4 separate regions of the Homo sapiens genome follow, and regions 1, 3 and 4 are each linked to region 2. A link is a loop called in an ENCODE intact Hi-C map of the cell type or tissue named here. Cell type or tissue: PC-9. All regions are shown on one strand. Region 1 overlaps PCDH7 (protocadherin 7). Region 2 holds the start of PCDH7 (protocadherin 7). Region 3 has its middle 52 kb from the start of LINC02501. Region 4 has its middle 140 kb from the start of LINC02501.

What was found. Peaks named below come from ENCODE experiments on the same cell type or tissue, not always from the same donor. Only the 100,000 strongest peaks of a DNase experiment are listed, where the experiment ranks them.
Region 1: a loop joins it to region 2, with 17 times the contacts of the local background. A loop is called at or near these places in 14 of 110 quality-filtered maps.
Region 3: it touches region 2 in a loop (3-fold over the local background); 2 of 110 quality-filtered maps call a loop at or near these places.
Region 4: it touches region 2 in a loop (7-fold over the local background); 17 of 110 quality-filtered maps call a loop at or near these places.

Annotation. Positions count from the first base shown.
Region 1 is chr4:31,086,758-31,094,757 of GRCh38, forward strand. The region is part of intron 2 of PCDH7 (protocadherin 7); the gene reads left to right. Among named protein-coding and RNA genes, the nearest start is that of LINC02497, 80 kb to the right of the region's middle. In PC-9, no CTCF peak of the experiment used is centred here; DNase peaks (open chromatin) are centred at 2,314 and 3,294; H3K4me3 peaks cover 1,099 bases; H3K27ac peaks cover 2,221 bases.
Region 2 is chr4:30,713,029-30,721,028 of GRCh38, forward strand. PCDH7 (protocadherin 7) reads left to right here and starts at 7,341. Exons shown (of 3, transcript NM_001173523.2): 1 at 7,341-8,000. It overlaps LOC124900844, which reads right to left and starts at 6,093. Exons shown (of 1, transcript XM_047416545.1): 1 at 3,603-6,093. The coding sequence starts at 4,879. The coding sequence ends at 4,313. In PC-9, CTCF peaks have their summits at 1,613 (motif pointing right), 1,812, 3,269, 5,916 and 1 weaker place; DNase peaks (open chromatin) are centred at 4,213, 4,633, 6,443, 7,213 and 1 weaker place; H3K4me3 peaks cover 4,876 bases; H3K27ac peaks cover 4,587 bases.
Region 3 is chr4:31,450,762-31,458,761 of GRCh38, forward strand. No RefSeq gene overlaps it. Among named protein-coding and RNA genes, the nearest start is that of LINC02501, 52 kb to the right of the region's middle. In PC-9, no CTCF peak of the experiment used is centred here; no DNase peak of the experiment used is centred here.
Region 4 is chr4:31,366,169-31,374,168 of GRCh38, forward strand. No RefSeq gene overlaps it. Among named protein-coding and RNA genes, the nearest start is that of LINC02501, 140 kb to the right of the region's middle. In PC-9, CTCF peaks have their summits at 4,872 (motif pointing right) and 5,074; no DNase peak of the experiment used is centred here.

The sequences.
Region 1 (8,000 bases), 370 kb after region 2:
ACAGCTTATGCCAGATAAAGATCAGAATTCCAAAGGGTCAGAGCAAAAGCACAAGGAATAATACATATTTGATCAAAATTCACTTGTAGACTAAGAGTTGATTGGCAGAGAACAAGCAATATTAAGCACTCAGCTCTGCTCAGAGAAACCACAGTGAATACATAGCCAAGAATACCATCTGTTGAATATGAAATTCTTGGATCAAGACATTATAGATACATTTCCCCAAACAGCAGGGACAGAAGCCTTTCTGGAAACAAAATCACAATAGAGTTGCAGAAAGGTGAAGTGAGAGAGAGGCAAATAACTGTTCTCTGCATTGTGGGGAGCAAGTTCTCTTACTGCTAGTGTGGAGTGTGATTAATTACATGGCATGGTTCACGATGGTGGTAGTAAATAAACATACAGCAGGTAGTCACCCTGTTCGAATAATTTCTACATCAGTACGTCAACTGCTAGCTATGGGTAGATCAAAATCTTTTTACTCATTGTGGTGTCTGCACCTTTTTTTCACACTTGGAATTCATTGTGTTCCCTGTCATTCATTATGTTTTATAAAGATAATAGAATGATGGCTGTGTGATATTCAGTAGGAAGATTTATATGAAAAGGTTGATGAATGATACTATTCTTAAGGAAAAACTCAAATACAATGCTATGCGTTTATATTTGGATCTGATATTCTCAGAAAAACCATGTTTTTCTGTACATTAAAATAATACCTTTACTAGAATGGACCTGCATCTTTTTTAGGGAACCAGTCTGGTATCTAGAGATAGATAGTTGTTGACATGGAAAGGATCTGTGTTAATGAGAAGAGACATAGAATGGTGGGCAGGAACAATGACACAGTAGGAGAAATAATAGTGGATACACAGCTGTTAGTGAAAGGACCTCCATTCCTTTAATTGCACACATTGAGAAAACATGGAAACCAATATGAAGGGAACTAAAATGTCGATTAATTCAGAATTTCATCTTGTCGCCGTTTTTGCATTCAGACGAATTACATTAAAACATTTTATTTTTACTTTGGAAAGTTCTATACTTTAGTTTTCTGGAGCATCACATATTAATAGTGGGATATAATCATTATTAACATGTAGTAGGTGCTCAATAAGTAGTTAAGGGAAGAAATATAATGATCATACAATAAAAGCACTCCTTTAAATGCTTTTATTTATTAACTCATTTAATTCTTATAACAATTCTAAGGAGTAGATGCAGTTAGGATCTCTAATTGTTTTTGTAAGGAAACTAAGGCAGGTATTTTAGGTGTAATGCCAAAAATCACTCAGTTAGTAAATTGATTCGAAATTGGAACCCTTTCTCCAGATTCTGTTTCTATCTACTTTGCTATATTGTTTATTCAAAAAGCCATGGTACCTTTTGAATGTGTGTTTTTAGGCCCATAGTAGACATTCATAATGAGATTATTTGTCTCACATGTTTACACAGAGCATCCATTGGGGACATTGTTATTATCTATTTAGAGGATAATAGAATTGCTTCTGTTTGCTTCTGTTAATTTTCTGTTAATTTTGGGAGATGTATATGACTTTAGGTGTCCTGTTATCCTGTTAATACTTCTATCAACAGATTACAAGCTACGTGAAGAGCAGCATAGTTATTTGGGTGAACTTGAATTTATAAAACAACTACTTAGAGAAAGTTTAGTCACTTTTCCCTTGGCTTTCCCTGGGCCTTTCTTTATATCTCATACGTCATAAATTTTGCTTTGTGTTGTATTTGTATACACCTTCTCTCTCCTAGGCCTCGTGAAGGCAAGAGTTATTATTTAATGGCCTTTATAATTTCAACTACCACTGGTAAAACATACATAAGTCAAACATATCAGTAATAATTACCAAAACTAGCAATGAAGAGAACATCTTATATTGTGATTTTGCCTAAAAACATTATTGCTGAGTCTTTTAAAAGAGTGTATTTGTTTTTTTAAAAATGTCAAACAAGTGCATCTGCTCTCTTAGAATTTCTGTATCTATTTCTGCCGTTTTTTAATGTAATCAAATTATGAGTCATCTTTTAAAAATAAGTAACCGTAATTCTTTTCACCTACGTAGTAGAGTGTAATAAAAGCTCCAAGAATCTTAAATGTTTTCAATAATAATGTTAAAATATGTTTTTATGCTTTAATTATTTTAATTACATGTTACAGTATATCATGTGTAACACCTAAAAATATCTTACACTTTAGGTATTCTATCTTTACTTCCTAATATGGTGTGTTTGCACTACATTTTTTGACTGTTTCAGGCATGCTATCTTCTAATTCTGACTCAGTCAGAAAATAGCTAAGAGCACCACTTGTTTGCTTTAGATAAGTGAGTTTCTGGCCATTCATCACCTCTCATACTGAAAATGACCACACTGCAGGGACATTGTGTTATTGGCAAAAGTTGGCCAAATTACATACCAGTAGGTATAATTGGACTATGTCTTCAAAACATTATGTTTATATTATAAACCATAAAAATGTTACAGTTTACAATGAACATAATATAATATATTTTAGGAATAGAAAAAGAATTTGTAATAAATACAGAAAAAACACATATGCCTTTTAAAGGCCACCCTGCTATTTTAACAGTTTAAGGATTTTTGGATACTTTACCAAAATATAAAATGCCAAGAAAATTTTTTTCTTATTTTTTTAATTTTTCTTGGCATTACTTTTGTGTGAAGCTGGGTAAGATTGTAAATTAATCTCTGTACTGAAAAGTGCTATATTAGATGCTGTATATAAAATGCTGTATATTAGATGCTGTTTATATAGATATAAAATATCAAAAAGAGTTTAAATCATAACCATGTTTTAATATTAAATTCCCAGTGTAGAAATATTAAGGCTAAATTCAGAATAGTGACATATTTACGTATGTTTTCTTACTTGAGAATTTCTAAAGCCATTTATAAAAGCTCCCTGTAACAATTTTCATTTTTTCCCCACAATTTTACTTAGTGATGCTCTTTGAATAGTAACTTTAGGTAATGGAGAAGTAACATTATATTCAGAGAACCATCAACTAACTCTCGAAGTATTACGACAAGGAAAAATCCGCAAAATCAGCTCTGTTAATGAGCTCAGCATTTTAGCTTTCAAACATTTCCGTCGAGTACATTTGCTAATTTTCTTTTACAGGCCCCAGATAACTTAGTAAGATTTTTAGAGTGGCTTGTCAGATGTAATTTGACCTAATAATTACCCTTAAAGATGTGATTAAGAAACACCTGACTCAGATGTCGTGTACATAGGCAAACCACAAGTCATCACCCCTTTCTCTCCTTTGATTTCGGTGGCCAAATGCCAAGTCAGCAGGCTATGAGAACTGGCCTTCAGGAATAACCTGCCAGTTTATAGCTTATTCAGGTCATTGTACCTATGCCAAGTAGGCCTAATGAGAGAGGATCCTTGGAAGTGTGCAAGCATTAAATGTATACATGGTTCTGAAAGACTTTATGAAAAAAAAGGAATTCTTTTTTTAGAAAATGTTTATTTTTAATTTTTGTGGGTACATAGTAGATGTATACATTTATGAGGTACATGAGATATTTTGATACAGGCATGCAGTGCATAATACTCACATCTGGGTAAATGGATTATCCGTCACCTACGGCATTTATCCTTTGTGTTACAAACAATCCAATTATGCTCTTAGTTATTTTAAAATGTTCAAATAAATTATTTGACTATAGTCACCCTGTTGTGCTAGCAAATACTAGGCCTTACTCATTCTTTCTAACCATTGAAAAAGGAATTCTTTCCCCACAAAAACCTTGTAAACTGTCTTTAATATACATGCAAACAAATATTTGTAAAAAGGTAATTCAATCACAAAGAATATTTGCAGTTTCACTAATTCGGATATATAATCTAAGGATGCCAAAAATATTTTTCTTCCTCTATAACTCAACATCAACTTTCATATATTTTGATCATTGTTTTTTAATCTTTGAAGTTCACAAATTGATGAGAAGCATAGTATTTTTTAAAGATATTTCTTGACTATTTTTTTCTGTTCTAAAATGTATTGACTAATGCTTAAGTCAATAGTTTAACTCCATGTCTCCATTACAGAATACCTATGAAAAGTGTTATTTAGATGCATTTTTATGCCTCCTCAAAGCTCATGATGTATCTACATTTTTTAAAGATACAAAACTGTTGTAGTTAAAAGCAACTTTATGAAAAACACTTGATGAAGTACATTAATAATTTGTCTCAATATAATGAGTATTTTGAGTGAGATAATGATTAGTCATTTTCAACATTCATTTCTAGCCCAGTTCATTTTTTAGACTTTCCTTCTCCAAAAACTTTTCTGGACATGTCTTTATTATATCCTGTCACCAAAACCTAAAGGTAAGTTTCAGAGCTTGCTGAGGAGTTATGACCCACCATGGGAAATAATGAAATGCCTTCACTGACTGATAGATGCATCCAAACCTATTAAGAATATCAATGGAAAATATCAGATGCATAACTTAAATTAGCTTTAAAGTGTGCATTTTTAGCATTCATATACTTCTTACCTGTAAAAGATATTAAAATAGCTACATGACATATATATGTATATATGCTTATTGATTTGATTTGTGAACTTTTATAGAAATATATTAAAATATAAAAAATGAGAAAATATACTTTTTAATTTGAAAAGGAACTTGAATTCCTTCCTGTGATATTAATAAAATGAAAACAGATTAATGTGGAAAATTGAATTACTTAAGTTATCCTAAATATCACCTGGATTTACAGTGATTTTTCAAACTTTTATTAATCAATAATTGGTTTAAGGTCTGTATTTTGAATGAACCATACTATTATGTATTGCAAGATGAAAAGGATAGCATAAAAATGAATTTGATGAAAAAGAATTTTATATCCTAGTTTAATTCCCACTAATCTTCTATCAGTTATTGTGAGGAACATTTACTGAACCAAAGCATAATATGTAATTATACATAAAAATATATAATTCTCACTCCACTTTGACATTTGTGAATAAAGTTTCCACTTAACTCAAGAATTTTACAACTTAGAAACATAGGGAGTGAGATTGTGGATTTATATAATTAAAGAGTAGAGCTAAATGCTTGCATGATTAAAGGAAATGAAAAATTAGGAGTATTTTTAATAGTTGAATTGTGAAATCATAATCAAGCTCAATCTGAAGTACGATGATTTCCATTCTGGTGGTCGTCTGAGTAATTTCTTGTCTGATGGAGTAGCTATTCTTCCCCCACGCACGTGTTTAGATTTTCCATATATTTTACATTTTGAGAAATTGCCTAATTCCCTGTTTGAAGAAGTGCCTGGTACAATGTTGATGTGCAATAGGATTTTCTTATGAATAAGAAAAGTAATCAACAAATATTTTCTATATATACATAGTCTAAAATGTACGTATTTCTATCTCTAAGAAATGAGATTATTCTCTTCCGTATAAATATAAAAGGTAAATGTCAAAATCTTTATCTTTGTTAGCTATGAAGTTGAAATAATAAATGAAATTCAAAGAACCTGCTAGGGATAGACGTTGGGGAAGGAAAAACTGAGGAATTAGAAAAAGCTACAAACATAAGATCAGATTCTAACCTATCAGCAGCGATAACATTTTTATTCTCCAGAGAGAATGGGTTACATTTCTCTGAAACTATTTGTTGTATTAAAATCTCAGAATATTACCATTGAAAGGGCTCCTAGAGATCATCTAGACCAATGGTTCTTAACTGATGTGAGGTTATGAGATGCTTTGTGAATATGGTGGGGGTTAAAGACCTTTTTGCTGGAAAATTACACATTTGCCCAGAATCACGATTTTGCACACAATTCTGCATACATTTCCAGGAATTCCAGTTTAATACAGGCAACCTATAGATGCAATTTAAGAGCCTCTAATTATTCAAAGTTCATTTTATAAATCGGTTGAATAAACTAGAGACCTAGAGAGGGACCAGCCTCTCTAAATCTAATTACATTGACCTTTCCTATCTCTCCAAGTTGTTTGGCCATTTGCACTGATAATGTTTCAAAGCAATCACCACTTTATGCTTAGTTTGTTCTCATTTCTATGACTGGATGGAAATGTGTGGGAGCAATTTCCACTTTCTACCAGAGACTGGTCCAGTTCTAGTACACAATTTTGTCTTTATATAGACGAAAATATTGCATTCTGTCATTTATCTTGTATCTGTGAATGACCATTTTAAAGCTTTGTCTGAACCAGGCTGTCCCACTTCTGTATTAAGAGTGTGCGTCTGCATCTATCCACCAATGAATAATGTGCACAGATAATGTGCAGTAGGGAATCTGTGGTCCAGTGATGGGCACATGGATGATGTATCCTTATTTCCCTCAGATATTGCCTGGTTTTTAAACAGGATAGAATGGTGTTTATTGTAAACCACAAGGAATTATTTTGAATTTCCTAAAATAAGAGCTGTATGACAACTAAAAAATAGCAAGAACATCCATTTTCATTACATTTATTTCATTATAGTTTAAGGGGTATCAATAACAGCACTGTTTGCTTCCCTCTTGCTGTAAGCAGTAGTCAAAAGGTAAATTCTGTTGTTTGCATTACTCCTGTTTAAGAAGAAGCATAATGAAATTTGGTAGGGAGAAAATGACTTACAGCCTTCTTTCTACTTTTTTGTGTTCTTTAAAAATATACATCTCTGAGTCCATTTCTTGAGGCAGTAGAATACCATACAGAGCTAGGATTTTCTTGAACAACATAAGGCCCATATTTGTTTTCTACAGCCTTATTTTGAATTTATAGAAATAAAGTGCAAGGTGCAGTGAATTTTCCACACACACACACACATTACTTGAAAAAGACATTTGTTAACTTAAAACTTAAACGTAAGCTTTTCTTAAAAGCATCAGTGCAAGTATATCCACTACATTGCAAGTCATCTTTGGTTTCTCCTATAATCAATTTAATAATTCTTGGATCTTGGAGAAGTTATACGTTGAAAGGCAACCACATGAGCCAAAGCGTCACTTCTTTCCTCTATCTTTTTTTGAGGATTAAGTGAAATTAAATATGGGAAAGCCTACTGTAAATAAAATAAAAGATCACAATATAATATAGAAGTTGATTATAAATTTTTATCAGTGTAGTGTGAGTGTTTCATCACTTAATAACTGGAATTTGTAAGCGATCTTTACCTTCCATTTTACTCAACTTTATGGTGGACATGTTTTTGGAAGACATGCATTCAAGGCTCTATCACTGTCTTTGGGAACCTGCTGTAACTTCCATCTGTACAATTTCCACATCCTCAAAATACTGATCATAACACTTGCCTCTTTGATATCCTAAGAAAAATTGAGTGAAATAAAATACGTGAAAACCATTTGTAAATTACCATTACTCAAGAGAAAACATGGTGATGATTCCACCCTCTTGAAATCTCTCAGTAAATGAAGTTGTGAAAACCAATAGCATCTTCAGGACCAAATATTTGTATTTGTGCAGATCTCTGCAACAATCTCTAGAACAGAAACATTCCAGACGTCCTAGTAGAAAGCTGAACCCCCATCCATTTAGATTTTTGCATTAAAATGACAGATTGCTCTATGACTATTACTTACTGGCTATTACATAAGGACATCTTATAACAAATCCGTGAAAGGCTGCAAATGGACAAAGCATATCTTAAAGACTAAAAAAAAAATTCACAATGGATTGTAAGGAGAAATGTTTTATTTTCATAGTAAGGAATGTTTTAGTTTATACTGCAGAATCACAGACAGGTCACACTGAGATAACAGAAAGCATTTGTGATCAACAGAAGCAAATCAGCAAGGCACATCCAGCAGTGGGACTGGGAGCAGTTTCATAGCATCTGTTAGAGGCAAATGGAACTGGGGAGAGCATTAGCAAAAACCTGCCCTTCGTCCAGATACCACTGATAGGAAACACATAAACAAACAAAAAAAAATTGTACAGTTTAGCTGAAGTCTGCTC
Region 2 (8,000 bases):
CTTAACCTATCGTAGTTAAAATTCTTACTCTTGCAAATATCAAACTCATAACTGTGCAAACACTCCCTCACTGCACCACAACTTCAAGGTCTTGGAAGAAGCTGGTACAAGTAAGAGACCCTGAAAGCTCGAGCCTCATTGGCATCACAATCAGTCTGGCCAGGAGGGTAATTCTGGAACTGGGAAACAATTGCCAGGATGCCTGCAGAGAAGAACTTTTGTTAGTTCAAAGCAATTTTCATTTATAGACCTTTAGAAAATACCGTTTCATAGGAGAAAATAAAATAGAAACAAGGGCATGGCTTTAGTTTCAGTGATACCTTTTTCAGTTCGGCATATTTTGCTCTTAACCTCTCTCTTATATTTTAAATATATTTTATTTAAAAAAATGTGGCCAGGTGCAGTGTTGGCTCACGCCCGTAATCCCAGCACTTTGGGAGGCCGATGCAGGTGGATCATGAGGTCAAGAGCTCAAGACCATCCTGTCCAACATGGTGAAACCCCATCTCTACTAAAAATACAAAAATTAGCTGGGTGTGGTGGTGCGCCCCTGTAGTCCCAGCTACTCAGAAGGCTGAGGCAGGAGAATCGCTTGAACCCAGGAGGCAGAAGTTGCAGTGAGCCACTGTATCCCAGCTAGGGTGACAGAAAAAGACTCCATCTAAAAAAAAAAAAAAAAGCACAATGCTGCCTAGGTATTAGATGAAAAAGAGAAGCTTTATATTAGATATCACTGAAAAGGCAGGGTTAAGGACTATTCCTTCCTTCCAAATTGGCAGACATGATCAGGCAGACATAATCTAACATCTGGAAAGAGAGGTAAAGAATCACTAAGGAACAGAAAGATCTGGATAACATATACTGTTAGTAATCAGTGCTGTTAGTTTAATAATGTGTCAAAACACTTACTATTTTATACCTATGTTACTCAAATTCCAAGCTTGTATTTATATTTTTGCAATTTTTTTATCCAATCATTTGCAGACAATATTGAGAATCAGTTACACAACCAAACCAAGAAATAAAAAGAACTGAAAGAAAAAAAAAAACATACATACAAAGAATCATGCTTATCTTTCCATCCCACTGTGAGTCAACAATACTTTATAAAGAGTCCTGTTCAGAGTGTCAAATTCTGTACCAGTTACTAGAAAAAATATTAACTAAACAGTTTGATAGTGTTAAAAATCACCAGATACAAATGTGTGTAGCTTTATGAAGAACTTGTCTTGTGAATGGAATTGTATTTCTCTCTGTGACTGGATAGCACACCACACCTGCTGATTTATAGGGATGTATTGTTGAACCCATATTATCTACTTTGATATGCTTCTTAATTCAGCTTTACATGGATGATTTATTTTAAAAGCACTGAAATGGGTATCGAAAAGGTACTACCACTTTCCCAAATCAATGTCAGCCTGAAGTTTACTGAATTCTTCAAGTATTGGTCCTAAGTCAAATTCACAACCAGTCTGACTTATACAGAGTTGAACAATGACTACATACCAGCACCCGTATTTCCCAGGGAAGTGAAATTCCTCTTCCACTTAGGGCTGCCCGGAACTGGTTAATGGCCTCATCTAGCCACAAGGGGGCCAAGAGGTACAATTCCATGTTAGGCCCAGAAGCCACAGTCAGAAATACTTGGGGAAAGTTCTCAATGACTGCCCTATAAGTATCAGCATCTGTCGTTAGAAAATTCATTGCTGCTGAAATAGTCAAATTTCTTATATTTCTCATTCTAGAAACATCCCACATTATGTATTTCCTAATTACAATCAATCAAATTTGTTTGAATAAAGTTTTCTACCGCCTGTTATTCAGAATGAACATAAGAAGTGGCCTAGCTAGGTCGACACAGCCAGGTGCTAAAACTTCTAAAGCTAATACATAATTTTCAACCATTCTTGTTATAAGCAAGGTCATTTGTTTGGGAATTAAATTTGTCCAAGCAATTATAATGAAATTTCTCCCCCAAATCCTTAACATGTTATCTAGCTTAGAGGTCATTATCCACAGCAGTATTTGATATATCCTGCCACGATAGTAAAAATATGCAAATCTCCCAAGTTCGTACTGCAAAGGGCATTGGTAGGTCTAATTTTACCATCAATAGTGAAAGGAGATAGCTTCAGATGACCCTAAATAATAGGATGTACTGCTTTTAACCTATCAAGGGTCTTTTTCCCAGAAGTAATCCAGATTTTATAAAATACTGTGTGCCCCCAACTTACATTTTTGTAAATGTATGAAAATTAATGTAAAGTTGAAAAAATTCATAAACTAATGATCTTGTAAGTAAAAGACAAATGCCAGTTATAGTCACTGACTGGATCTTTTTATGTGTGTCATGACTTGTAAATCTCTGCTATATTGCACATATTTTGGCATGTAAACCTTTAGAAAATGAATAAAAAATCAACTGTCAATATGTGCTAAACTTAAGGTAAAAATCATTTATTCTGTGTTATTTTAAAACCTAAAACACTCTATTGAAATCTGAAAACCAGACAGCGTGTGAGCTAATAAACACTTAAAATTTTATTTTTCAAAGCTTCTTCTTTTTTTTTTTTTTTTTGTAAATGAGATTTTCATATCGGCCTTGTGGAAATGTTTATAGTTATCCAGTAGATAGTATGAATCAACTTAGTTTAGTTTCTGTGTGCTTCTTTTATAGATACACTGTAAAATATAGCTTTGCATATGATTTCTTGATTTAAACAGCACAACTTATTCTATGTCTTGGCTAGAAACCAATTAAATAACCACTGATGCAAGCAGTTATTACCTGCTTAAAAGGAAATCTGTGGTTTCCTTATTTAAACTGATGAGTTTTAATGTCTATCAAAAAGGCTGTTATTGCAATGAATAATTTAGTCATTTCAGTCTACTAAACATGTTAATACTACAAGCATGGATTTAAGGCTGTAAAATATATCTAAAGTTTCTCAGAGTCTCAAGGATCAGAATCATACTTGGAATAGTTATGCACAGATATGTTTACTCTTTCAAGTAATATATGTTTAAAGGACAATCGTTTGTAGTAATTATTTAGAAAAGGAAGACTGAAGTATCAAATTTAGCGAAAGGGGTTAGAGAAATGGTTGATCATAAAGGCCTAGAAAACACGTCTACAGATAGAAGACCCTTTTTAAAAAGATGAAAGGTCAATGGATTTAGAGATATCCGAGTGTCATTTCCTCTGTTTGTCCCTTGGTGGAGTTCTTGAGTTACTTTCTCCTTTTCTGTCAAACTGTTTTTATCTTTCCAGAACTGGCTATCGTGTTTACTGTATTTAACCTTTTTCTCATATTATTGTGAATACAGCGTCTATTATAAATGAAAGGCCCCCTGAGATCACATCTCCAGCATCTACTTTGTATTCTTAACCATAAACTTTTGTTGTAGTTACTTCTCTTACTGTCTTTTCTTGAGGCTTGAACTACATCAGGGACCCTGAATGCTATTTTTCAGTTCAGCCACTGAAATTTCTTAACGGCAAAACAGGTTTAAGCAAGCGAGGTTAGTAGGTAAATTAAAAAAAAAAAATCTACTGAATATTTTAAGTTTAGGGTAAGATTTCTGGCACAGAAAATGAATCGTTTGTCAAGGTTTTATTAAATGCATATTAGCACGGGATGATATTTATATTTTAATCAATTTCATTTTTTACATCTTGATTTCAAAGGGGTATTTCCTTTTATTGTTCTTTTTTAAAAAGCCACTAAAGAAAAAACAGAAATCTCCATTTCAACATTCCCTCAAACATTTTGCTTCCTACATGCGATGACGTCTAATCACTCTGATCGATGCAAGCTTTAGGGCACTGATCTCATTTTCTCTCTCCAGTTCTGGCCGCCAAAGCAGCAGCAGCAGCAGCAGCAGCAGCAGCAGCAGCAGGCTCTTTAATTTATTGCAGGCGGTTACACTTTCGATCCCATTTCCTTCTGAACCCTTTCCTCTCAGGTTGAGTAGATAAATGCAGCCTCGGGTCTGAGAAGCCGGGGGGGGGGGGGGGGGGGGGTTGGTGGGTGGGAGCGAAGCCGGATATCACATTCCCTCGGTGAGGTCTGGTACCGGGGGGGATTAAGTCTCCCGGTTCCATTTAATGAAATTGCTGAGCACTTGTGACACTGGCTCTAAGACTGCGGAAATGGGGCGGGGGTGGGAGAAACTGCTTCTCTCTTCATTCATCCTCTGCGCCGGCGAGAGGAGAGAGTGTCAGCCCCTAGAGAGGGGGCGGAAGAGGACTGGGAGCTCCAGCCGCCGCAAGGGCGCCCCGAGGGCTCCTCTCACCTCCCCCGTACCCCTACCCCGCCCATTTCCTTTGCTTGCCCAGAACGGCGCTGCAGGGCAAAGCCGCCGCCACTTCTTTGCTGCTCTGGCAGAAAGGTCGGAGCCTGGGACTGATGGGGGTGGGAGCAAAGCCAGCAGGCTTCTTGGCCCCCGCAGTCTGTCCTCGCTGTTCTCCATGCAGCACACGTCGGACCCATTTCCCACGCTGGCTTGGCTCCGCCGCGAAGTTGGTAGGAATGAGAGTGAGGAGGGCGGGCTGGAGACTTCCTCCCGCTCGCAAAGAGGAAACCACTCCACTGTGAAGGACGCGCTGCAACTCCCTAGTCATCCGGGAAGAAATGTGCAGCGCGCTGAGGAAAAGCCGCCCACTCCTTCGCGCCCCGCTCAAGTGTGCGCCTGGAGAGTGCGCGCCAGAGCCGCGAGCAAATGCTTTGAAGATGCGGAGAGGCTTATTCAAGTTTATGGTCTGGAGAGGGAAGAGGGAGTGCACAACGTTTCTGCCCAAGCGGCTGCCTGAAGTTTGCAAAATCTTAGTAAGGCGATGAGGGGAGTGAGTGCACTGCACCATATTGCCGCGCATCGGAATGCACGGCGCAAGGCCGCGGAGTGGAGACGGCTTCTCCCATTTGCCTCCAACCTGGGAAAAAGGGGAACCAGGGTCGGAGGTTTGGAGAGAGGCAGGCGTTCCGATAAACCCGGGTTCTTGCCAAATGTAAGAGGGATTTGGCTTTACTGCCACTTAGCCGGCCGCGAAGGCGCTGCGGAGCCCACCCCCGCCCCCGGCTCGAGACTGCGGCGGTGCGCACTGAGCCTGCGCGCGGGGCTTTTCTCGCTGATGCTGCAGATACAGAGCTGAGAGGTTCGGGTGCCAGCAGCGGGAGGGTTAGCGGGAAGGCCGGGTTCCCTGCCCTGGCCTCGGAGGAGGAGCCACCACCCCTGGGGTGATGCTACTTTCACAGACTGGAAAATACTCGCCAGCTCCCTGACACACACTTAGACACACTTCCATCCAACGGGCATCTACGATCCCCTGTAGGGAGAGCTTGGAAATCTCTGCCGCCTCTCCCTCCTCATTCCTGTTCCTGCGCCCGCCCAAACAACCGCGCGCTACATCTGCTCGTTGACTTTATTGGTGTTTGTCTTGTTTAAATCATTCTGCCTCGTCACCCAGGTCTCGTAAAGAATACCCACACTGGACAGATTTTATTTTTTCGGCTTTAAATTTTTCTTTGAGGGGAGGCCCTTAAATGTGTATGGATACGTCAGGCGAGCTGAAGACTAAGCAAATCCCAGCAGCGGCCCTTTCTCTCTTTCGAGATGGTAAAAATTCTCCCCAAATACCTACAGTCCGTCTCAGTCGTCTTAATCCTAGCCGGGCCTCTTCGTTTACAGCCACTGAAATAAATGAGTAAATGGCTCAGTTCAAAAACACAACCAGACCTGAGATCTGATGAGGCCGGCTGCGGTGGTCGTGAATGAAAATTGGAGAAGCCTTGCTTCAGGAAATAGGGACAGTCAAGGGACACAAAGTCAAAAGGAGAGATGGGAAAGCTGGGGACACTTTGGTACACAAAGTTGCCATTAAAGTTTATTTCCCTTTTATCCAGATAGGTGACGCTACACTTTGCCAGTTACTAAAGGCTGCAGGTTTCTGCTCAGAAAATAATATCGAGGTTTCCAACATGTGTTTATTCCCCAGGCGCGCACACACGGTCTACCCCCGCAAGCAAGCACGACGACAGGAATGTCAAGCATTTAAACAAAGACAGACATCCTTCACCCTCCACCCACCGCCGCCCCTGCCCCCCGCAACCATCCAAAGTCTGAGCTCCCAAAAAAGGATCTTTCTCCAGCTCTCTGGAGTTTGATGTTCTCTCTTCACTACTGCAGCCCGTCATGGTTTTTCAGAACAGAGTGGCTTTCTGGGCGCTCGTAGGTTCCCCAGGACCCCGATAACCATGTCCTAACCAAGATCCTAAATCGCGAACCGGAGACACTTTCCGGGGGGAGGAGGACGTCGTCTGAGAGGGAGGGAGAAGGAGAAACCTATCCTGACACCAGCTCCGAAAGCTCTCACGCGTGAACTGGGCATTAGTCAAGGGAGGAGGAAATTTACCAGCCCGAGGGAGGGAAAACAAGTCCCCCAGAGAAGACGGCGGTACTCGCTAGGGAGGGGGACTGGGCTTTGGCTTAAAGAGGACTGGCTGGGATTGGGCACACTTTGAGCGGCCCCTGGAGCTGAGGCTGGGCTTTCCCGAGCGCGGCGGCTGGCTGACGCTCCCTCCCGCCTCCTTATCCCGGGCCCTCCTCCCTCGCTCTCTCCTAGTGTGTAGTTTCGGCGGCTCGGCTGCTACTGCCGCCGCCGCTGCAGCAGCAGCGTCAGGGACAAGCCTGATCCGTGAGCGAGCGAGCACCCAGCAGCAACCACCACTTTGGGCAACTTGCGGGTTTCCTGCTCGCGGGTAGCGAACGGGAGATTCCCACTAGCGGTTCAGTGTCTCCGAGCCGCTGCAGCCCGAGGGGCGGCGGGAGCGCCCGCACCAGACTCTCCCAGACGCGAAAAGGGACGAGACAACTGCGGAATTCACCAGCCGTGCCAGGGCACTTCCGAGGCCACAACCGACTGACACTTTTTCTCCCCTTGGCAAACTGGATTTTTTTTTTTAAGCTACTTGGCAGCTGTCTCTGACTCCACCTCCCCCTCCACCCCCGCCCGAAAGCCTTTGGCTTTTCTTCGGAAATCCAGACAGAATTGGGCATCTTTGTTAATTGCCGTTGGGGACGCCCGGCCGTGCGCTTTCGCCGGCTAACGTCGCCTGTGCTCCGAGCCTGGTTTGCTCACCTTTGAACTGCAAAGGGATCAAGTTCAGCTTGAGTTCCCTGCATTGGGAAGGAGAGAGAGCGTGCAAGAGAGCGAGTGGGAGAGGGGGAAAGGGGAAAGGAGAGGAGGGAGGAGAGAGAGGAGGGAGGAGAGAGAAAGGGAGGGAGGGAGGGGAGGGATCGAGAGAGAGCGGGGAGAGAGAGGCTGCAATCTCCTCCCTGAATCGCGCACAGCGCTGCAGATCCCACTGCTCCGACATGCGGGCCGAATGCAGGTGAGAAAAGGCACGGACTCTGCGGCTGCGAACCCAAACTTGGGCACCGCACGGTGCGCACTGCTCAGCCTTCGCCCCCGTGGGCGAAAGGCTGCTGCGGTTTCAGGCGGCTGCTTCGTGACTAATGACCTTGCGCAGAGTTGTTAAGAAAAAAGAGAAACCCGCGCTCTCCGGGGTGAGAAGGGACTGACTCTGGGCGTCTCTGAAGATGGCTCGGGCTTCTCTTTGGCGCGCCGGGGGGACCCTGACACTGACCGCTCTGTGACGCGAGTAGTCTCCCCTGCACCGTGCCCGAAGCGACGTGCCGGGGGATTTTTCATTCTCGATCTGTTGACTGGCTCCCCCGCTGCATGAGCAGAGTCGGAGTTGAGACTGGCTTGTTGCTGGCCCCAGCGCCTGGTGCAGGAAGCGACTCACGTTTGTCTGGGTGGCCGGAGCCGGAGCAGAGCCTGGGTTTGGAGTGAGTGCCTGGAACGTGAATTGGACTCAACTCGAGTAGCAGCAAAGACCAGCGGGCTGGCAGGCGGGGGAGGCTGCAGGCTCATTCCCCACCTCTTCCCAGCCCCACTGCCCGTCTGCCGGAGCGGTTCTGGCCCCTTCCGACAG
Region 3 (8,000 bases), 740 kb after region 2:
TATTTAGATCTTGTTTAGTTTATATCAATAATGTTTTATCATTTTCAATATACAAGTCTTGCACCTCTTTTGTTAAATTTCTTCCTTTTTTCATTTTTTTGGTACTATTGTACAAGGCATTGTTTTCTCAATTTAGTTTTCAGAATTTTTACTGTGACTATAGAGAAATAAAGTTAATTTTTGTATAGTGATCTTGTATCCTGTCACCTTGTGGAACTTATTTCTTAGTCCTAATAGTAATATTTGTGAGTCTAATAGTAGTTTTATGTAGGTTATAATTTTTATATATAATAACTTGTCATCTGTGACTTGAGATAGTTATACTTCTTCCTTTCCAATCTCAAAACCTTTTACAGGTTGAGCGTCCCTAATCTGTGATGCTACTGTGCTGCTTAGTTATTTTGAACACTCTATTGTGTCACTATGTTAATGGTATGCCACATTTTTTTACTGTTAAGTACTTAAGTGTGAATAGGTGTAAGAAAATAATTGCTTATGGTAACATATGAACTCAAACTCAGGAATGATAGTGACGCCAAACAACCACAGACTGTGTGAGTGGCAGAGACAGTGACACCATTGTTTTCTGTTGGTTCAATGTATGTAAACTTTGTTTCATGCACAAAATTATTTAAATATTGTATAAAATTACCTCCAGCCTCTGTGTATAAAGTATATATAAAACACAAATGAAGTTCATGTTTAGACTTGGGTTCCATCCCCAAGAGATCTCATTACATATATGCACATATTCCAAAATTCAAAAAATCCCAAATCCAAAGAATTTCTGGTACCATACATTTTGGATAAGGGATACTCAATCTTTATTTTTAATTTTGTTTTCCAAATTTCCCTGCCTGTAAACTTTATGACATTCATATAGAATTTGCAAGAGCAGACATTTTTGCCTTGTTCCTGATCATAGAAAGTATTCAGTCTTTAACCATTAACCGTGATATTGGCTGTGGATTTGTTTTTAAGTCCTGTATAAAGTTGAAAAAGTTCCTGTCTTGTCTTAATTTATTGGGAGATTATGTAATGAAAGTGTATTGGATTTTGCAAAATACTTTTCCTATGCCTAGGGATATAATCTTATGGTTTTTTGCCCTTTATAATATAATATGGTATATTACACTGTTAGTGTGTGTGTGTGTGTGTGTGTGTGGTGTGTGTGTGTGTGTGTGTGTGTGTGTGTGTGTGTGTTAAACCAACCTTGCATTCCCAGAAAATGTCTCATTTGGTTGAGGTGTATAATCCTTTTAATATGTTGCTAGCTTCAGTTTGTAGGTATTTTGTTGGTGATTTTGGTCATTTTATTCAAAGAGATATTGGTCTGAAAATTTCTTACAATATTTTTGTCTGGTTTTGGTGTCTGGGTAATACAGGCCTCTTAGAATGAGGTTGGAAGTTTGTAGAACTCGCCAGGGAAAGCATCTGCATCAGGGCTTTTCTTCGTGAAAGGTTTTAGATTAATAATTCAGTCTCTTAACTTGTATAGGCCTATTCAGATTTTCTATACTTTCTCTTGGTGTTTTAATAATTTGTGTCTTTATAAAAATTTGTCCATTTCATTTACATTATCTAATTTATTGACATACGATTGCTTATATTATTCTCTGATATGGTTTGGATCTGTGTCCCCCCAAAATCTCATGTTGAATTGTAATCCCCAATGTTGGAGGTGGGGCCTGATAGGAGGTGGCTGGATTATGGAGGCTGATTTCTCATGAATGGTTTAGAACCATCTCCTCTTGACACTGTCCTAGCAATAGCAAGTTTTCCTGAGTTTTCATGAGCGCTGGTCATCTAAAAGTTTGTGGCATCTCCCCTACCACCTCTCCACCTCTGCTCCTGCCATGTGAGATGCCTTGCTCCCCTTTTGCCTTCCACCATGGAAGCTTCTTCCTGAGGCCTTCCCAGAAACAGAAGCTGCTATGTGTTCCTATACAGCCTGCAGAACTATGAGCCAATTGAACCTCTTTTGTATATAAATTATTCCATCTCAGGCATTTCTTTATAGCAGTGAGAAAACGAATGAATACATCCCCTATAGTTTTTTGTTGTTTTTTTTTTCCAGTGGCAAAATCTTAGCTCACTGAAACCTCTGCCTCCAAGGTTCAAGCGATTCTCATGCCTCAGCCTCCTGAGTAGCTGGGACTTGAGGCATGTGCCACCACACCTATTTTTAAATTTTTATTATAATAGAGACAGGGTTTCACCATGTTGGCCAGGCTGGTCTCAAACTCCTGACCTCAAGTGATCCACCCACCTTAGCCTCCCAAAGTGCTGATATTATAGGCATAAGCCACCACACCTGGCCCTTTGTAGTCGTTTATATTTTGTGAAATTGATAGACACCTCATTTAGTTGTGGTTTTTATAGTTTGATTCATCTCTCTTTTTTTATTGGTAAGTCTAGATAAAAGACTTAACAAGTCTTTTTGTCAATTTTGCTGATTTCTTAAAAAACAACTTGTTTTTATCAAATTTTCTTTTATTCTATCCTCAATTTCATTTATTTCTTTTCTAGTCTTTTTATTTCCTTTTTTTTTTTTTGCTTGCTTGCTTTGAGTTTAGATTGCTCTTTTTTCCTTTTTTCTTAAGGTGAAATTTAGGTCACTAATATAACATATTTATTATTTTGTAATATGCAGTAGTTCCCCCTTGTCTGTAGTTTTACTTTCTGTGGGTTTAGTTACTGTTGGTCAACCATGGTTCAAAATAGGTTGATATATAGTACCACAAAATATTGAGGGAGAGAAAGAGAAGGAGAGAGACCATTTTCACATAATTTTTATTAAAGTATATTGTTATATTCTATTTTTATTATTAGTTATTTTCATTAATCTCTCACTGTGACTAATTTATAAATTCATCTTTGTCATAAGTATATATTTGTAGAAAACAATAATATAGAGAGAGTTTGGTTCTATCCCTGGTTTCAGGCATAGATTGAGGGTCTTGGAATATATCCCCTGTGGATAAGAGGGAGCTACTTTAATGCTATTATTCCTGTTTTACAAATGTAGAAGTAGAAGCACAGCAAGATTAAGTAATTTGCCTAAGGTCACACAGCAAACTCTAGAGTTGGTGCTTGCTCCCACTGTAAAAGTATGTAAATGATAACAATGGAAGAAATTGGGCAAGACCACCAAAACAGAGGCCATCATCTTTCCCTGGCTGTGCTGCTGCATTTCCGTCTTGCTGTGCTGGGTTGTCAGGGAAATTAATTTTCTATCCTACATTAATGTATAAGATCAGGCCAAACTCCATGCTTTAGCTGCAATGACAGGCTCTTGTCTCCTTTCCTTGTGTCTTAGGTGAGGTTTTAAATCAAATATATGAAGTGTAAGAACTGGTTGACTGCACATTCTGATCAATTTTAAAGCATTTCTGTTTGTTAATGTTATATTCATTTGGGAACCATTTAAGGCACATGTAACCTTACAGTATTAGAATGTATTCATGGGTTTTAATACCACTAAGAGTTAATTTGAAAAATAAAAACAGAAAGTTCTTCTTCCCTATTTTTCTTATTCTAGTTCTATACAATGCCCCACTTATTTCTCTAGATGTACTACTTACTGCCTATTTTAGGCAAACATCTACATATGCCTTCTATTGGCTGAGAAAAGGAAAAGTGTGAAAATACCTCAGGCACATACTAGAATTAATTTGATAAGACAGGAGTGGCCAATTATCATGGCATAATGGCATTTTTTGTTGCTGTTGTTGTTTGTCCAGTGGGGAAAATCAAGGTAACAAGTTGCAAGATGACTGATCCTCAGGGAGTCATTGCCTTTCAAAGTAAATGATGGAAATCAGAACCATTTTATGTTTTTGTTGTTTAGTTATTGAATAGAACTAAATCTGTAAACTGCTTTGTTAACACTTTGTTAGTTTACATATGTACCCTTTAAAATAGGATATTTTCTTAGCTACATTTAAAGAGGATGAATGAGACACAATTAAGCCACAACACCCCTTTTTCTTAGAGGACCAGAACATGTTTCAGTATATTCATACATGCCCACATCCACTTATATAACCTTTTATTCTTCCTGAGCCTGCATCCCAATTTGAGCCAAGAGATGAAAGTTTGATTAGTATTTTGTAAATATTATAATTTTACAATATAATTTAGACTTAGTAGCCATTAATAAATTTTTTAAAAACATGTCGAGTCAGTTATGTACTGCGGCTCTATGAGAAAAACATCAGTTAAGGTCAGATTCTTACAGACTTTTACATGAGAAAAATAAAGCAAATTTTAATTGGATAAAATTCCAAATTAATGAAAAATTTCCTCAGTGACTAATGTGCTAAGAAAGACACAAATGTGGTGATATTAGAATTTACAATATATAAAACTTACAAAATTACAGCTAGATAGGAGGAATAAGTTCTGGTGTTTGATACCATTATAGAATGACAATACTTAACTGTAATATATTATACAGTTTCAAATAGCTAGAAGGAGTATGAACCTTCCCAACACAAAGAAATGATAAATGTTTGAGATGATGGATAAGCTAATTAATCTGATCTGATTACTATACATTGTATGTATCAAAGCATCACTATGTACCCCACAAATATATACAATTATCATTTGTCAATCCAAAATAAAATATTTATTCTAGTCATAAGATACTCATGCTATCTGGAGAAGAAGAGAGGGTGAGAGAGTAAGGGAGAAGAGTATGAATAGATCTCCTTTGTGAAAAGAAACTAGCCTGCTTCGAATATGGGTTAAGGTAGTGGTGGGGTGTTAAAAGTTCACCATAAAAGTAAAAATATAAGCAAAGGTATGATCCTGTCATAGTGAAGGCACCTACTTGAGAAGTTTAAAAATAAGCAGAGACTTTAATGAGAGTGAAGAAAAGCTGCATAGTTATCTGTGAGTAGAGCAATCTAGGTGGAAGAAAGAACAAGTGCCCTCATGAAAGCACCCTAGGCAAAGATGTGTGCTTGGCATATTCCAGGGACAGCAGGATGCCAGTGTGGGTGCAACAGCATAGTAATAAGAGCAGTGACAAAGATCCTGTCCTTCACCAAACTCTAGCCAGCCTCCTCTGACCCCTCTTCTCAACAAAGCCTAGTAAAGATCTGGTAAAGACCTTTACTTGGCTTGTAAAGACCTGAACAAACACTAACATTTATAATAGCTCAAAGCTATTATAATAGCTCAGGTTTATAATAGTTCAAGGCTTTGTCCCTAGGATCACTCCTGTTCACCAGCCCCACATCACCCCCATTAAAATGCCTGCCTGAGAAAAGTCAAGGCTACCTAAAGAATTTACTATTTGTTTGAGCTAACATCTGAAGCGAGAGCTCCTGTCTCCCTGCCTCTGTGAGATGGCAGGATACAAGCCTAACTTCAATGCATGCCAATTAGCAAATCCAGATGGATTTCACTCAACCAACCCCTCGTCCCTGCTTTTTGTAACTGTTCACTTCCCTGACTCAGTTCTTGTCCCTGCATACGTTTTGATTAACCCTTTAAATGCTCAGTCACCTCTGCACAAATTGGAATGGAGCTCAGCTCTTCCCTCCACTGTCAGTAGCTAATGAATAAAGTCGATTTTCACCGCTTGCTTTAACTAATGTCCAGCCATGTTATACTTGACAGGAGTAGGACACAAAGTCAGAGGTATTAGACGGGAGTCTGTCCACATTAAAGCTTGTAATCTATGATACTCTGGATTTAACTTAGAGTGAATTGGAAATCCGTTAGAGGCTTTGGGGCGAGAAGAGGAATATGACATATTTTCAAAGAAACTATCTAACCTCTGTGTGGAAGAACACCTGCAGATGGGCACGGGGAGAAGCAGAGACACCAATTAGGAGGCTTTTTCAGTAGTCTCAGCAAGAAATGATGATGTGTTGGTCTCAGTTAGTAGTGGGGTATATGTGAAATGATAAATTTTGGTTATATTTGAAGTTAGTATTACCCGGACTTGCCAATTCATGGTAGAAGCTGAATTTTAATAGATATGGATTATTTACATACATAAATTAAAATGATTTTACACTTTGCTCAAATATCTGTGTCAAATTTATAAATAATGATTTTTTTTTCCAGAACAATTATGTCATGGAAGAAAAGACATCATTATCTAATTAGCAAATTCAGATATATAGTATACATTTCCCACTTGATTTTCTCCAGATAATTCAAAAGTGATAACTCTAATGAAGATAGACAAATTCAGTGTGTTAATTAGCAGATGATAATGAAAGGACATTATTGTTGAGGATGCTATCTATAGAAGATTTCCTATTATGTTCCCCCAGAAATACTTGCTTTTTCTCTCAGACTTTAAGAAAAATAAGGAGATTATTTTAAGATAAAGTTTTGTGTTTCCAGAAAATATCTTTATATGAAAAACAAGTTCAGTAAGTCAGTTCTATCAATTGGAAATTAAATTTCTCATTTGGTAGCCACAGCTGTTGAAAGTAGAACAAATAACCAGAGTCTGAGACCTCTTAAAGAGACAATTGTTTTCTTTATTTGTAGTAAGTGTGATAAACTTCATCCTAAATTTTATTAAGGAGAACACATTTATGACCCTTTTCCAGACACTACGAACAATTATGCATTTTCTTCCATCCATCCATCCATCCATCCATCCATTTAGCTTTCACCCAACATTGCCCAAGAATCATGGAAGTTTGCTTAAAGCGTTTCTCATCTCTGCAGTGGTAGCGACATGTATCTGAAACCTAAGTTAGGAATAGTTTGGAATAGCACATTCTATTTATATGTGAATAATTTTTTAAACCCGGATTATTTTTGTAATGCCAAATACAGAAAAGAAATGTCAAAAAAAAATGTGTTTCGAATGTTTAATTGAAAGTCTGTGAATTTACACTAACCAAGAAGTTTCTTTGGGAAAGCTAAAGTGTGGGAGTGTGTGATTTTCATGCTTATCCAAAAAACGGGACTTTTAAGGATTTCTTATGCTTGACAACAGATGGACCTGCGTTAGAATCGTGTTTCTATCATTTATAAGTTCTGTCACATTAAACATGATATGTAACTTCTCTGAGCCTTAGTATTATCAACTGTGAAATGGAGTAAATAATATTAATTGCACGAGATTCCTGTAAGAATTTAATAGAATAATGTAATAGAATGCTTTCTAAATTTCATTGAAAAGTTGCATGCAACTCAGTCATGTAAATATATAAATATTCTTTTTTTGATCTTAGAATAGTTCACTATCTATTAGTAATAGTCTATTAATAGTACTTTTCACAAGAACATAAATAATAAATACAGGTTTATAATAGCTGTATTATTGCTGCTATACACACTTCTTTACTGCACCACTTTGAATGGCCCGATTTTTGCTATCTTAAAATCAGCACTGTTTACATTTAATAAGGCTACCACACAGTGAAATTATCTTATGCAAAAGATTTAAAATAAAAATTAACCTATTCATTTACTGCAAATGTGTTCTTCTATTGAACTTCAGGTACTGTGTTTATTACTAGAAATACAGTGATGTACAGACATAAAACACAGTTTCTCCATCAATGTCAAGAACAGTTTTGGAGGGAAATTTTTGGCAGCACACTGTTATTTCTCTTTATGATTTGTGATCTTTTCTACGTTTCTTCAAACTGTTATGCAGAAAAAAAAATAAACCAGCATTTTGAATGGCTTACTAGCGTTCCTAAGCCACATTTACAGGCCTTCATAAGAAGGATTTTTCTCCCTCTAAACCTTACTTGTGGCTTAATTGGATTATAGGTGCATAGATAAATTTTGCTTCCCTAAAATGTATGGACAGGCATTATGGCATGGCTGGCTCTAAATCCAGCCATGGAAATGAGGCATCGTATTTGTCTAAGCAATATCAACTGGATGAAGCACACAGAACTCAGAGTTTATTCTTCCCCACTACTTCCTGATGTTCCAAGTCTCCATTCCCTTATGTTTTTTACCTTCCTGTTTTTTTTTAAAAAAAAAAAAAATTATTAAACATTCAT
Region 4 (8,000 bases), 650 kb after region 2:
ATATCTGTGTAGCTTGTGACTTTACTCAACCAACCACACACGTTGTAGTCACACCAAATGAAATGTTAGGTCTGTGAATGATTCTCATGCAAACAAATTGTTGAGGCATGACACATTGTTGAAGCTGTGCTCAACCAGTTTGGGAATTAATAGAGAGAAGATTGCAAATTGCTGAAACCTTTTCTAGTAATATTTCTTGTCTCTATGATGATCATCATACTTCAACACCTTTTTTTCCCCTGGAAATGTTTAGACATTATTATTTAATTGCATCTCATTATTAATTAAAGTATCTCTAAATTTTCCTCAGACTCTGTCGTATCTGAGACCATGCTGTGCCAACGAATCATACATTGTTAAAGTTAAAAGGAACTTTTAAGGTAATACATAGGAAATGTTTAATATAATGCCTCATAAGTAGTAATTAGCTAATAAACATTAGTTGTTATTATTGTTGCTTTCTACTATTCATATTAAACCTCTCGACAGAAAAAGGAGAAAAATGAAGTTTCTACTAAAATGTTGCCAGTAACATGTTTAGTAGCTTACAACTTTAAGCCGATCAAACCTTGCCTTTTGTCATTTGAAAAATATGGTCAAGTGCCTCCTATATTTACATATAGGGAATATGGACAAAATCCGAGATGGAGTTCTTGCGCTTCACCTACTGACAGTTTATTGACACCAGCACCTATCCATGTGTAAATGTGTGCTGTGGCCTTCAACTTGCCTTCTCACGTAGGTCAGCCCATATCTGTCTAGTCTTGGTTATAATCAGTGTTCTGATTGGGAGGCATGGGATATACTAGAAAAGGCAGAAAATGGAAGAACTGAATTACTCTGTAAGATGAAGGAGGAAGGATTTTGAAGTCCCCTGTGGAAAATCTGGGAATAAGAAAGGGGATGAAAGAGGAAGGAAAGAGATCAGGAGAAAAATGAAGGAGACAGGAGGAAGGAAGAGAGGAGGAAGGGAGAAGTTAGTAGTGCTAAGTGCTTTTTGTGATAGGGTTGCTAGGTAAAATATAGGATGTCCAGGTAAATTGGAGTTTCAGATAAAACATGAATATTTTTATATGTCTCTAATAGTGCATGGGTATCAAACAATCAGTTAATCAATCAATAAATTCCCTGTTTCACTAAAATCAAATTTAACTGAGCATTCAGTATTTCTATTTGCTAAATCTTGCAGCCTTATCTTGGGGATACAGACAGAAAGAGAAAGCATGTATACAAATTAAACCTATATATTATGGGATGTAAGAGATTAATCTCCCCTTCTTCTCCTCTGCAGAGGTTGTAGATCTCTTCTCTGACTTTTTTGTCTCCTTTAGCTGCTCATTCTTGATTATTCCATTAGTCTCTACTTGGGTTCCTCAAAGGTACCTTAAGCAGAAGACATCTAAAACAAAACTCTTGACTTTGCCATTCCAGTCTCTGCTACGTCATTCTGGAGAAATCACCTGCCAACCCCCTGCTTAAAATAGCTTCCTTGCCTCCACTGTTCCCTATGTCATCATGGTGTTTTATTTCCTCTACAAAATGGTATAATCTAAACAATTTATTTGTTTGCATACTTATTTCTGGTCTGTGTGCTCTCACTAAAATGTAAGCTCTATGAAAACAGGGAACTTGAAAATTTGCTTTACTCTACTATCTTAGTACTTAACACAGCTGTGCTTCACAAATCAAAATTTAGTAAATGTGGAGTAAATTGATGAATAAATAATCTACTCCCTAAACTTAGTTCTCTGGCACCATTTTATGTCTCAGAGAATGGCATTACCAAGTATCTAATTTTGTAATCGCCGTAAATGTAATAGTCCTTCATGAAATCTTTGAGGCCCCAAGGTCCATATCCAAACAGTCACATTCATTTCTAAATTTTATCTATTACCTTTTATGTGTTTTTAAAATCAGCCAGATTCTTTCTATTTCCACAACAATTACCTTGGCTCAGATACTATCAACTCTACCCAGAACTTTTCTACAGTCTCTTGTGAGTATATATTTGGTGAGTAAATACTTACTTTTGTCTCCTTCTGAAGAGTTTCCACACTACAGTGGAATAATTTTATGGAAAAGCTAACTTGGCCATGTCACTCCCACTCCACCCCATTCCCACCCTTCAATAAAGAGAATTCAAGGTGAATATTTTTAAATAAATAAATAAACAAAGAAACAAACAAGTAAATAAAGACCTACGTTAGCCATTGAAAATTTGGCCTAAAAAATCCCCAACCTCAACAAGCACCATTTTGCTGCTCCATGTTTTAGTTTTTTCCTCTCTCTCTCTCTCTCTCTCTCTCTCTCTCTCTGTTCTCTTTTGTTGTTGTTGGATGTTGGATCTTAAATGCATGCAACTGAATTTTTTTATTTGAACTCTGGTTTTTAATACATCATCATTTTTGGTTCATGAATAGTCCTCCGTTTTTATATTTTTTAATCTTTAACATAGTAAGCTTTTTCTAATCCATTATCTAACTCAGGATTTAGAACACGAATGCATCTTACATCTTAATGAGCTCATTCCCCATCCCGCCATTTATCAACTCCAGCAACCAGAGGTAGCCACTATCATAAAACTTAGTGTGTGTGTGTGTGTGTGTGTGTGTGTGTGTGTGTGTGTGTTGTACTTGTTGGTCAAATCTGGCCTGAGGACTGTCCTTTTATAGCCAGTGAGCTAATCATGATTTTTACACTTTTAATGTGGTGTGAAAAGAAACAAAGAAGAATTTTCTGTACGGGAATAATTGTTTTTAACTAAATAATATATTAATAAAGCCCATTCACATTCCTGCAGATAGCTGTAGATCATTCATTTTGACTGCTATATAATGTTTCATTGAGAATTTATTACACTTTATTCATTTCCATTCACTGTCTTTAAGTCATCTTTCAGTTTTTCCGTCAAACTATGGATTATTCCAACATATACATCAGCTCTTTCTTAAAATTGTTAAGTTGGACTCATTTCCTTGGATCTTAGCTAAATCTTCATTTCTCAAGGAAGCATTTTTTGCTTCCTCTGACCACATTAATTATCCTCATTGAAAATGTGTGTACTTCTCCATTAGAATAATTTTTTATGGGTTTAACTTCTTGATTATTCCATTAGTCTTTCTCCTCCATTATAATTTCCATCAGGGCAAAGCTCATGACTTTTTGTTTGTTTGTTTTTATCCCCAGCATCTAAAGCAGTGGTTGGCACTTAGTGGATGCCAAATAAATATTTGTTAACTGAATTAATGCAGTGAATATTGCTCACTAATATATTTTTGCGTGTGTGTGAATAAATTATCCAAAGACAATTGAAAGCATTATGGAATGCTGTACCTAGATAGAAGTGAGAACAGAAACAGATGGAATAAATGAAAGAGTATGAAAATGAGAAAACAACTGACATCTGAGTTATATCTAAAGCTAACTACAATACAAGAGACAAGGACCATAAAGCCCAATGGGGTCACAGATGGAACAGCAATTCTCTCTTGTTAGGTTGGCAAATACTCATACATTTGATCAGTCCAAATGTTGAGACTGAAAAAGTTAAGTAGAATTTACCTCCTCTGAATTTTTTATTTGAAATATGAGAGGACTAGATGAAATTATTTCTAAAGTGGTTTTTGGAGCTTATGTTTTATGCTTTTATGTTTTACACACATGTTAATTTATTTACAATAACACTGATTCTCCATCTTAATCAGTATCTTCTCATGGGTAACACAGTTCTATCAATGAACTTGTATGTGGTATGAGTGTACGCAACACCACCTAGACGCCAGTACCTGCCGTTCTGACTGTTTGCCAGCAGGAAGACGCTAACATAAGGCAATCTTGTTCTTAACAGTGTTTCCTGGCCAGGCGTGGTGGCTCACCCCTGTAATCTCAGCACTTTGGGAGGCCGAGGCAGGTGGATTGTGAGGTCAGGAGGTCCAGACCAGCCTGGCCAACATGGTGAAACTCCATCTCTACCAAAAATACAAAAAAAAAAAAAAAATTAGCCGGGCATGGTGGCATGCGCCTGTAATCCCAGCTACTCAGGAGGCTGAGGCAGGAGAATTGCTTGAATCTGGGAGGTGGAGGTTGCAGTGAGCCAAGATCACGGCACTGCACTCCAGCCTGGGCTACAGAGGAAGACTCGGTCTCGGAAAAATAAATAAATAAATAAAAATAAAAAGTGTTTCCTGTAGTATTTTATTATCATTGCCATTTCAGATTAATATCGACTTTTTTAATTTTAAGACTACGTATTCTATCTTAATTTTTATTTTATTTTTTTAATGAATAGTATCCATAGGCATGTATTATGGAGCATCCTATGACTTCCTACCTGGTTGCATTGGCTAAAGATTCCTCTTAAAAACCACAGAACAATGTTTTCTTGGTTCTTAGTAGCAGAAGTCATTGATTTTGATTAACTGTTTTGCAAGCCAGTTGCGAACCTCTGCTTTGTCTTTGTTTTATTCTGCTTATTTATCACCAATCTATGTTGGGTCCCTTCACGATTTAGCCACAGTTAGAGTGAGATTTCTCTCTTCATCCCCTTCAAGAGAAAGAGACCTCCTGTGTTTAAAAAGAAGCAAACATAAAACAGCTTTATAGGCACTCTTATTTCAGAAGATGTTTGGGAATATATATGTATCCTCAAAATACTGATTGTATATATAAAATCAGCATTAAACAAAATCAACTCCACTTATAAAATCCTCTTTGAGCCTCTCACTTATAAGGTTTATCACCATGTCTGCTTTTGTAAGGTACTAAGTTCCTGAAAGGTGTACTGACTGTCAGGCACATTGTCACAAAGGGGATGTGGTGTGAGTGCCTTCATCTGCCACTTACGTTATGTTCAGTGAGTTTACATGCAGTTACCTTATCTTACCACAAGATGGTGGTAAAAACAGTAAGGCATTCAATGTGCACCTGGGTGGGAAACCACAGAAAGAACACAAAGAAGTGAAGTTTAGGGTTTTATTGGACACAACATAATCAATAAATTAGTAAAATAGGGAAACAGAAAATTCTTGAACTCAAAATTATGAGATATTTTCTCATTTTCATTTGAGTTCCTCTACTGAACGCTATAAATATTCTTACTTTCAAACTTAATTGCCAATTGGGCTTTCAAAAATTATATTGAAATGATACTTAATTTTTCTATTTTCTTGATTTGTATAATTGTATCATTACATCTGAGAAAATATTCTAGAATACAGGCTTTGTGGGTGTATTAGTCTGTTCTCACGCTGCTAATACCTGAGACTGGGTAATTTATAAAGAGTTTTAATTGACTCACACACAGTTCCACATGGCTAGGGAAGTCTCACAATAATGGCAGAAGGCGAATGAGGAGAAAATCAAGTCTTATATGGCAACAGGCGAGAGAGCTTGCGAAGAGGAACTTCCCTTTATAAAACCATCAGATCTCATAAGACTTATTCACTATGACGAGAACAGGGTGGGGAAAGACCCACCCCCGTGATTCAATTACCTCCCACTAGGTCCCTCCCACGACACATGAGGATTATGGGAGCTACAGTTCAACGTGAGATTTGGGTGGGGACACACACAGCCAAACCATATCAGTGGGTTATGTTATTTAATTGCTAATATGTCTGTATCCTATATTCCCAACTTAAAGTTTCCAGAAACTGAATTATTACTTTTTTGTATCCCCCACAAGAACTATTACTCACAGATAAACAGCCAGTGTTGCATAAATGCATAGTGCTCTGAATCTTATTCAAATCTTCAACAAATTATGCAGTCTGCTTTTAACAGGTCATCTGACTCTGAAGCATTTTGACTATTTTTATTCCAGGAAATCTACAGACCAGCACATTTAAGAAAATTAGCAGAACCAAATTTGGGAAGCAAAAACCTTATTGTTTCCTCAAAGACTCTTGAGGCACAGCATACGATAATCTGTTGAGTTTTCCCCTGGAGTATATCAAGGACTCTTCTCTCTTAACTGTTGTTTAACTCTAGGCCTCATTGTTGTTGTGTTTTGCAACTTTCTCACTTTTCAATCGTCAGTTTTGCTTTCTGCGGTGGGTGGTCTTAGCAGAGTATAATAATTATGAATTCCCTCTCACATCGTTTCTTCATGTCTTCTGATATATCTCTACCACAAGTTGTTATGAAAGTAGGAGGTGAGTGGGTGAGTTTATAATGAGTATCATCTGTAGCCCCATACGTTCCTGGATAACATGTAGGACAAAGACAGATCTTCTTTTGAGATTCCAAATAATTAAGAAAATAGCAACTTGCACTGTGATAAGCCACTTTTCACCCAGGATGTTTGAGAAAAAAATGTTTTGCTTGTACATTTCCTTTCTTTGGTTAAAACTTCCTCCTTCCCGATTTCATAAAATAACAGTTAAAACAATGAAATGTAAGCATATGTTTCCTTCATGAGGCTCTAAATATTTAAAGGCAATTACTTGAAAATTCGTATCCCTATTGTCTAGACCAGGAGTTGGCAAATTAAAGCCCCACAGGCCTACTTTCTCCTACTGCCAGTTTTTGTAAATAACACTTTATTGGAACCCAGCCATGCCCATTTATTAATTATTGTCTATGATTATTTTTTGCACTACAATGGCAGAAGTGAGTAGTTGTGACAGAAATCATATGGGTTGCAGAGCTTAAATATATTTCTTCTTTAGCCCTTCACAGAAAAAGTTTGCCAATACAGATTTGGTGCTTGAAAAATTTTTGTTGAATAAATGGAATAATGGAGACTATCACCTATACTGATGTCTGATGCTAAATAAAAAAATGCTGTTTGTTAAGATTACATTCTTGCTTAAATTATGAGTCAAGAGATAATGAATGACTTATCTAGTGAGAATACACAATGAAATACTTTACTTGATTTAGTCAGTTTATTGAAACAACTGATTGTAGTACCTTTTTTTTTTGGTAGTTTGTTTTGGAAATTGAAATATCTGAGTCTTAATTAACTTATTAAATTATTGGTTCATTTTTGTATTATATGAACTAAGTGGTCCATCATATAGAAATGTGCTACACAGGCTATTAGTTGCAAGAAGAAATAGTAACAATTTCTTGACATAAAAATACCATAATCAAGTGAGATCGTTTTTTTTTTAACAAATTTTAATTTTTAGAGCATTTTTAAGTTCACAGCAAAATTGAGAGGCAGGCAATACAGAGAGTTCCTTGGTCCTCTGAACACACACAGAGCCTCCCCAACTGTCGACAAACCCCACCAGAGTGGTACGGTTGTTATGATTAATGAACCCAGATGGACACATCATCATCACCCAAAGTCCATAGTTTACATTAGGGTTTACTCTTACTGTTTATTCTATGGATTTTGACAAATGTACAATAACATGTCTTCACCATTGTAGTAGTATACAGAATAGTTTCACTGCCCCCCAAATCCTCTGTGCACTGCCAATTCATTCTTCTTTCCCTTCTGACCTCTGAAGAGCACGGAACTTTTTACCATTTCCATAGTTTTGTCTTTCCCAGAATGTCATATATTTGGAATCACACAGTATGCAGACTTTTCAAATTGGTTTCTTTCACTGTGCAATATGCTTTGAAGTTTTCCACCATGTGTCTTTGTGCTTGAAAGCTCATTTCTTTTTGTCAGAGAATAATATTTCATTGTCCAGATGTAGCACAGTTTGTCCATTCACCTACTGAAAGACATCTTGGTCACCTTCAAGTTTTGGCAATTATGAACAAGTTGCTATAAACATCCACATGCAGGATTTTTTGTGGACACAAATTTCAACTTATTTTTATAAATACCCAGGAGTGTGGTGACTGGATAGTAGAGTACATTTAATTTCATAAGAAACTGCCAAACTGTCTTCCAAAATGGCTATACTACTTTACATTTCATCCAGCAATGAATGAGCATTCCTGTTGCTCCACGTTATCACCAGCATTTAGTGTTGTCAGTGTTTTGCATTTTCACCATTCTACTAGGTGTGGTTACATTTTTAACCACAAGAATTTGT